Regions from separate parts of the Homo sapiens genome. Here region 2 is linked to region 1. A link is a contact called in ENCODE Hi-C or POLR2A ChIA-PET data. All regions are on one chromosome and are shown on one strand. Each heading gives the region's core, a stretch centred on a gene start or an enhancer-like site at or near the end of the contact. The rest is flanking DNA. Distances are from core to core; before and after follow the strand shown. Region 1 holds the start of CSNK1D (casein kinase 1 delta). Region 2 holds the start of FN3KRP (fructosamine 3 kinase related protein).

The links. Hi-C counts contacts between places; a loop is a spot of excess contacts on that map. ChIA-PET counts read pairs that join two places held with the same protein, here RNA polymerase II (POLR2A). Pooled maps may share reads with other maps.
Region 2: a pooled map shows a loop between it and region 1 (4-fold over the local background). The contact joins the promoter of FN3KRP here to the promoter of CSNK1D in region 1. A Hi-C loop is called at or near these places in 2 of 50 pooled maps. POLR2A ChIA-PET finds 5 or more read pairs at or near these places in 3 of 52 experiments (A549, CD4-positive, alpha-beta T cell and H1).

What each region holds. Positions count from the first base shown.
Region 1 is chr17:82,271,612-82,275,720 of GRCh38, forward strand. It overlaps CSNK1D (casein kinase 1 delta), which reads right to left and starts at 2,089. Exons shown (of 9, transcript NM_001893.6): 1 at 1,695-2,089. The coding sequence starts at 1,770. It overlaps LOC124904089 (a long non-coding RNA gene), which reads left to right and starts at 2,167. Exons shown (of 2, transcript XR_007065953.1): 1 at 2,167-3,462. RefSeq lists silencers at 1,489-1,538, 1,589-1,778, 2,019-2,228.
Region 2 is chr17:82,714,429-82,718,537 of GRCh38, forward strand. It overlaps FN3KRP (fructosamine 3 kinase related protein), which reads left to right and starts at 2,278. Exons shown (of 6, transcript NM_024619.4): 1 at 2,278-2,468. The coding sequence starts at 2,328. It overlaps LOC101929552 (a long non-coding RNA gene), which reads right to left and starts at 1,825. Exons shown (of 2, transcript NR_136400.1): 1 at 1,139-1,825. RefSeq lists silencers at 2,095-2,334, 2,355-2,434, 2,515-2,604.

The sequences.
Region 1 (4,109 bases), core at 839-3,338:
TAAGGCATATGTACAGGTTCAAAAGCAACAATATGGCATGTGACAGGGTCACCTGGCAGGTTAACCAGGCACCGAAAGTATGAGCCACCCATATGTGTGGATTCGTCCTAACGCTGTCAGCCCACCGGGTCCTGAGTCCTCTCTCTGGTGACAAGTGGGAAGGGTGTGAGAACTGGAGACTGTCCACATGTGGCTTCATCTAAAAGGTATGACCAGAGGCATTACTGACATCCCAGGGGATTCCTGACCCTAGCTGACAGGTGCCCCAGTTAAAACACACCCCAAAGCTAGGGCTGCTGGAACAGAAAACAGCTCCCCTCAAAGGTCTGCAGCAGCCCCTCTGCAGGCACACCGCCTCAGGCTACATATCCTCAAATTCAGGGGATCTTGGAATAACTCGTGCATTGCACAATCCCACTAACAAGTGCGGAAAATTAAGTTACTTTAAAATTACAAACTTGGGCCAGGCGCGGTGGCTTCCCAGCACTTCGGGAGGCCGAACTGGGCGGATCACTTGAGGTCCGGAGTTCGAGACCAGCCTTGACCAACATGAAGAAACCCCGTCTCTACTAAAAATACGAAATTAGCCAGGCGTGGTGGCGCACGCCTGTGATCCCAGCTTTTCGGGAGGCTGAGGCAGGAGAATCGCTTGAACCTGGGAGGCAGAGGTTGCGGTGAGCCGAGATCACGCCATTGCACTCCAACCTGGGCAACAAGAGCGAAACTCCGTCTCAGGAAAAAAAAAAAAATTACAAACTTGAAGATTTAAGCCAACCTTTCATCACACTTGTGTTCACGTGCATATTTTTCCATTGTAAATATGACACAACCCAAAACCTTCTAATCCCATTGTTTTTGAAATCTACCTTGAGACTGTTACAGTCTAAAGGACACCTCATGAGTACAACTACCTCATCTGCCTCTCATCTTGCCAGCATCTTAATCCTGTGTGACTTTCTCTACATTCACCTAAACTTAACCCTTGCTCATTTGCACTCAGTCACCGCTCCAAGGCCAAGGGGAACCGTTCAGAGAGAACCCCCAGCGGGAGGGCAAGCCCCACTCCTAGCCGGGCCACTCCCCCGCTCCACACGGCATTTGGGTCTTTCTGACATTTTCCCCCACGAATGCAAGACACCGGGGCAGCCTCTGAGGGGGCAGCCAGACAGCCCCGGACCGGGCTGCGGAAGAAAGAGCGTGGCCTTTGTTTACTGCGGTGACCTTAGGCGTAGAGGAAGCCGACGCCCGCTTCGCGGCCCCAGCCCTACCCCCTCCCCTCCCACGGCCCGCTGCCCCCACCCCCGCCCTGCCCCTCCCCCAGGCCCGCCTCCCCACGCCCCACCCAGCCCTTCCCGAGTCCGCTCCCCACGACCCTGCCCCTACCCAGGTCGGCTCCCCAGAGACCATGCCCCACCCCGGGTCAGCTCCCCTATCCCCTCCTTCCCCAACCCTCCCCTCTCCAGACCCTGCTCCCCCGACCTGGTCCTGCCCCTCCCCCACGTCCGCTCCCCACTGCCCTCCCCACCCCTGGCCGCGCTAGCCTAGTGGCCGTTGGGTTCTGGCCACGATCCGGCGGTGCCGGGACTTGCGCGGAGACCCCGCGGGGGCCACCACTTCCTTCCGCGATCGCGCTTGGTCTTGGCAGCCGCAGGGCCCGGGTCTTCGGGCGGCGGGCGGGGGCGGCGGGGCCTCACCGAGATAGATGTCTCCGAAGGAGCCGCTGCCGATCTTCCGGCCCAGCCGGTACCTGTTCCCGACTCTCAGCTCCATGGCGGCGGCGGCCCGATTCGCTCCTGCCCTCCCGGCCGCTTCCTGGGTCTGAACTCTGGGAGGCGGCGCCGCTGCTGCCGCTACTGCGGGTCCGGCTCCCGGCTCCGCCCCCCTCACGGCCCCGCTTTCACCATCGCTTTCCTGTCGCCCCGCCGCTCCCAGCGCCTCAATACGGGGCGGATGGGACAGTCCGAGCGCCGCCGCCGCTGCTCCGGCCCCTACCGGTCCCGCTTGCCCTCTCCCCGCCGCGGATGGACTCGGATCTTCCGGGCCTAAATCCCCTTTCAGCTGCCTAAAGGAGCCGCCGCCATCGCGCTGTGACGTCACTTCCCCTAGCAACCCGGCGGGGCGGGGCCGCGGCGCTCCAGGGGCGGGGCCGGGCGGGGCGAGCGCTCCAGGCCTCCTCCCGACCCTGCGCCGTGCCCAGCCCCTCTGCCCTCCTGTTACCCCGGGACCTCGGGCCGCCAGCCCCTTCCACGTGCAGGCTCCTGCTGCTCTCGCGGGGGCTTTTCGTGTGTCCCCCGAGATGTCGAGGAAGCCAGGTGAGTTCCTCGCGACAGGCGGTGCCCTTTGCAGGAGGGGACAGGTAGCTGAGGCGTGGACAGAGTGACAGGCCAGGCTCAGGGGACACAGGTGAGACCCCCTCACTGGGCTGCCAGTTCCCGGGCTTGGGGCATCCCAGTACGTCAGCGTCTGCGGCCTTACCTCCTGACACCTAAGGCCAGAGACAGAGCAGGCCCGCGCCCTGGGAGGTCCTGATGTCCAGCCTGAAGATTGAGGACAAAGCCACCACCTTTCACAAAATGAGGCCAGACCACCTGCCTCCCTCCAGTCCCTGCGGCCTGGAGACGGAGTCAACATTCTTATCTGTGTTGGATCTGAATGTTCCTCCTTGCAAAGGAAACAAGGAGTGGACGTTCAGGCTGATGGCCAGCTTCAAAGATCGGGGCCTTTGATTCCCATCACTGGGAAGAAAGCCCTTCAGACAAGCCCCCCCAGGCTGCAGGTGCATGGGGACCTTGAAGAACCCGTCCCCATGGTCCCACGTCCATGTGTCTCGAGACCTGTCGCATCCTCGCTGAAACTCAAGAATGTGAAACAGGTGAAGGTGTGTTTTGACGCATTAGCATACCAGGGCTGTGGTGTGGGCACCGCCGTGTGAGTGAGACAGCAGCCTCAGCCCGTCCAGGTCACTGCAGAAGAGGAAAGCAGCCCCCACAGGCCCCACAGTGGTGCTCGCCTTTCTCCACCCCCCAGTCTTTCCTCTCCACCCCTCAGCTCCAAACAGCTGGAGGTCAGGTCGGGGAGACGGGCGTCCATTCCCGAAATTACATAGCAGGGCCTGGAGACAGGAGATGCCGCCGGCCAGACCACCATCAGTCACTAATGAGGGATGGGCAGTCGGAACTGCCCAGTTTCTGAGTTACAGAAGCCGGGGGTGGGGGGCTGCCAGACTAGTAAAACTGACCTTGTTGGCGGAATCGCTCACGGCTTTTCTGTTGATGAACAGAGTCCAGCTCTCCCACGGGTGGCTGTGATCCTTCTTCCTGGGGAGTCCTGCTGTCCCTGACTAGGGGCACCTGCCCACCTGTCAGCTGCTCCTCCCTCGGCTGGTCCTCCTGGGCTCTGATGGCCCCAACATTTCTAGCTCTTCTCACCCATAGTGCCCCAAGCTTCATGCAGCTGCGGCAGGTACTGTGCCCGTCTGCCTGGCTTTTGTGTGTTTGTGTCTTGACTCTATAACCCGTGCACACGGACTGGGCTGTGGTGTAGTGGGGATGGCAGGAGCCCTGGGAACATGCGGGCTGGGCAAGGTGAGGCAGGCTGATTGCTGTGGCTCCCCCACCACCAGCCCCAGCCACAACAAACTGACAAAGGAAGAGGACAGTGGTACCCTGGAGCCCTGGGGTCAGAGAGAGGAGGACAAAGCAGGTGTGTAGCCCAGGGAATGACAGCACCCCTTCCGAGAAGACAGGGAGGGTGCAGACATGGCCAGGTTCTGAGCTAGAAAACTGTCAGCAGGGGGCTGAAGCTGAGGATAGTCATTGCCAAGGAACAGCCTCCGTCACAGAGGAGACGCACAGATGCGGTGACGAGGGAGGGATGCGGGGCTGGTGACCGCTGGGAACGGATGTGTGAGGCAGAGTCTCCAGGCATGGTCTGTGGGGCGGTTTGATGATACTAGAACATCTCAGAGTAGAAGGACGTCCCGACCTGCAGACTGGAAAGCCCCCAGAGCTCCCGGCAGGACGTATGAGGGCCAGCCCACACCCAGGTCTGTCCTGATACAACTGAACGCCACAGTGTCTTAGCTCCTTTACTGTTGCTATCAAGAAACA
Region 2 (4,109 bases), core at 1,028-3,527, 440 kb after region 1:
TTTTTTTTTTTTTTTTTTGAGACGGAGTCTCGCTCTGTTGCCAGGCTGGAGTGCAATGGAGAGCAGTGGTGCGATCTCGGCTCACTGCAAGCTCCGCCTCCCGGGTTCACGCCATTCTCCTGCCTCAGCCTCCCGAGTAGCTGGGACTACAGGCGCCTGCCACCACGTGTGGCTAATTTTTTTGTGTGTGTGTGTTTTTAGTAGAAACAGGATTTCACCGAATAAGCCAAGACGGTCTCGATCTCCTGACCTTGTGACCCACCTGCCTCGGCCTCCCAAAGTGCTGGGATTTCAGGCGTGAGCCACCGCACCCGGCCCAAAAGTCACTCCTAAAAATGCTTTCTCGGCCGGGCACAGTGGCTCATGCCTGTAATCCCAGCACTTTGGGAGGCCAAGGCAGGCAGATCGCCTGAGGTCAGGAGTTTGAGACCAGCCTGGCCAACATGGCAAAACCCCATCTCCACAAAAACACAAAAATTAGCCAGTCATGGTGGTGTGCGCCTGTAATCCCAGCTACTCAGGAGGCTAAGGCAGGAGAATCGCTTGAACCTGGGAGGCAGAGGTTGCAGTGAGCTGAGATTGCACCACTGCACTCCCGCCTGGGCGACAGAGCAAGACTCCATCTCAAAAAAAAAAAAAAAAAAGTTTCTCAACAAAAACTTAACGGTGGCATAGTTCTGATGAAAATCTTCATGTTCATGGCATGGAGTTAAAATGTCCAAACGGTCAAGGCCACAGATTAAAACAGGGACATCCGCAGGCCCTGGCCCGAGGGGAGGAGCATACAGGGAGTGGTTCACCCACTCCACCGCCTTTGGAGCACCTTTTAATTCTCTCACTCTTCTCTAATGTGTTCCTTGATTTATCTATTACCATCTGCGGATTTTCATCTGTTCTTTTTTGCCTTTTTTTTTTTTGAGACGGAGTTTTGCTCTTGTCACCCAGGCTGGAGTGCAATGGCGGGATCTCAGCTCACTGCAACCTCCGCCTCCCGGGTTCAAGCGATTCTCCTGCCTCAGCCTCCCGAGTATCTGGGATTACAAGCGCCCGCCACCACGCCCCGCTAATCTTTTTTGCTTTTTAAAATTATGAAATGCGGTATACACACAGAAAAGTGCGTGAACACACACATATGTACCATTTAATAGATAGTTATAAAATGATCCGCCCGCCTCAGCCTCCCAAAGTGCTGGGATTACAGGCGTGAGCCACCGCTTCCGGCCTCAGGAGAGGATTCGTGTTTGCTTCTCCCAACGTCCAGGGAAGCGACATTTCCTATTTGCTTTAGACTAAAATCTATACTTGAATTTTTTGTTTACTGTAGGTAATATTAACTAGGGTTGCAGTCCGTGGAGGGCCGACTATGCGAACGGTTTCTATGAACCATCCTTTGCTGAAGGCTGAAACCTCTTCGTCCCCTGGGAGAGTTCCTATTCAGGCCTTCTTGTAGTTAGTTCATCCTTGTGTTGACAGCTGTATTAGGGTTCTCCAGAGAGACGGATCCAGTAGGATATAGACGTAGATCCAGGACAGGAGATGGACTGGGGGAGCTGGCGTTTGCAATTACGGAGGCCGAGAAGTCTGTGAGCCGGAGACCCCGGGACTCGGGTAGCCGGGCTCAGCCCAGGTCGGAAGGCCTCAGAAGCGGGGAAGCGGATGGTGTGGCCCTCAGCACGACCCACCCCAAATCATGCCTTGCCAGGTTTCTGGGAATTCCTGGTCCAGCCCAGCTGGCACCTGACACTGGCCGTAACGGCAGGGCCACTGTTAGCTGTTAGCCTCAGGGCCCCAGGTTTAGGGGCGGTGTCTCCGTTGCACGTGCACCCCGAGCGCGCCCGCCACTCCCCACATCAGGAGCTCTGTTCCTCGGGTTCAGCAAACGCCCGGGCGAAAGCAATCTTAACATTCTGGGCTCCCGGCACCCAGACCTTGGGCTGATGCCCCTTGCTAGTGGGTCAGCTCTTTAGAAAATATATTCTAACTATTTCCATCAGCATTTCCACTTATTTTGTGCAGGAGAGTTGAACCCAAACCGTCTGGGTCGGGGTCGGTCAGGCCCCGCCCCCTGACGTCATCTCACCCCCACCCAATCCCCCGCGCCTACCTGCCTCCCGGCCCCTCCCCTTCCCGCCCCTCAATCCCAGCGCTCATCTCTGCGGCCACGCCCGCCCCTTCCCGCCACCCAATCCTAGCGCTTGTCTCTGCGGCCGGGCCCCGCCCCCACCCGCCCCCCGCCCAATCCTCGCGCGGACTCATGTTTGCCCGCTCGGCCGCCGTCTCTCGAGTCTCCGCCAGATCCGGGGCGGGTCCGCGGCCGCGGCGGGAACATGGAGGAGCTCCTGAGGCGCGAGCTGGGCTGCAGCTCTGTCAGGGCCACGGGCCACTCGGGGGGCGGGTGCATCAGCCAGGGCCGGAGCTACGACACGGATCAAGGACGAGTGTTCGTGAAAGTGAACCCCAAGGCGGAGGTCAGGCAGCGGGTCGGGCGGGCCGGGGGACCGGTTTCTTTCCGGAGAGGGTCGCGGGCCTCGGCGCGGGGCGCGGCCTGGGCTTCTCCCGCCGGAGGCCGTGGGTGGCTCTCCCGGGACTGCCGCCGCCGCCCCTTGCGGGGAACCCTTTGCGCGGGGCGAGCGGTGAACGGGGGCGGCGGAAGCGTCCGGGGCGTCCGGAGGAGTTTGCACCTGCGGGGAACTGTCCGGAGCAGGAACCGCGGCCGCCCCACACCTCCTGTTCTCCGTGAACTTTCTCTCGGGGGCGCTACGTGAAATGGGGCGGGACTGGCTGCTGCAGTCTTGCTCCCGGGGTTCCTGCCCTGCGGTGCTGGTTAAGTGGGGTCGTTCTAGCCGGGGAAGCTGCTTAAGTCCTCAGCTTAAGTGACTCTGGAGGTGTCCATCCCCCGTGAGCCTCGGTCAGTACGTTGTGAAACGGGGCGAAGGTGCTGCCCCCAGGCCAGCTGCTGCGCCTCACCACACCCTGGCATGCTCTGTCCTTCTGTTAGACTCATTCTCGGGCCGGGCGCGGTGGCTCACGCCTGTAATCCCAGCACTTTGGGAGACAGAGGTGGGTGGAGCGCGAAGTCAGGAGTTCGAGACCAGCCTGGCCAACAAGGTGAAACCCCCGTCTCTATTAAAAATACAAAAATTAGCTGGGCGTGGTGGCGGGCGCCTGTAATCCCAGCTACTCGGGAGGCTGAGGCAGAAGAATCGCTTGAACCCAGGAGGCAGAGGTTGCAGTGAGTCGAGATCGCGCCACTGCACTCCAGCCTGCTGGGTGACTGAATGAGACTCCGTCTCAAAAAAAAAAGAGTGTTCCTAGCAGCGGTGACATGGCAGCTGTGGTGGGGCTCTGAGGCTGAGGAGGTGGGGACTCTGAAGAACTGAAAGAAGGATGAAGACAGCTGGAAGTCAGGAGCACGAGGAGAGTGTGTGTGTCTATGTGTATGTTGTGTGTGTGTACGTTGTATGTGTGTATGTTTGTAATGTTTGTATGTTGTGTGTATGTATTGTGTGTCTGTGTGTGTGTAAGGGTGGAGCCCCAGGTGAGGATGGGAGAGTGGGCAGGGCAGTGGTGTGTGTCTCAGGAGAAAAAGAAAGGCCGCTGGCCCTGACCTGTTCTGCGGGGATCACTGCTGTGTATGTTGTGTGTGTGTGTCTGTGTGTTGTGTGTGTATGGTGTGTCTGTAAGTCGTATGTTGTGTGTGTTGTGTGTCTGTATGTGTTGTGTGTGTGTTGTGTGTCTGTATATGTTGTGTGTGTGTGTTATGTGTCTGTGTGTGTAAGGGTGGAGCCCCAGATGAGGATGGGAGAGCAGGCAGGGCAGTGGTGTGTGTAGCAGGAGGAAAGGAAAGGCCGCTGGCTCTGACTTCTACTCTAGGGATCACTGCTGTGTGGTGAGCCAGGGGGACCCAAGGGAGGAGTTGCTGTGGTCCCGGGGAGTTGGATGGAAACGGCATCTCAAGATGAGGTGGTTTCCAGTGCTGGGCAGGAGGTGGCATGGAACTTGGTGGTCTCTTCAGGTGAAAAGTGACCCCAGGTCACTGGCATAGGCAGCCAGGGTGCCGCCTGCACCTGAGAGGTCGGGTGAGTCTGTGTCCTGTAGGTGGAACAGGA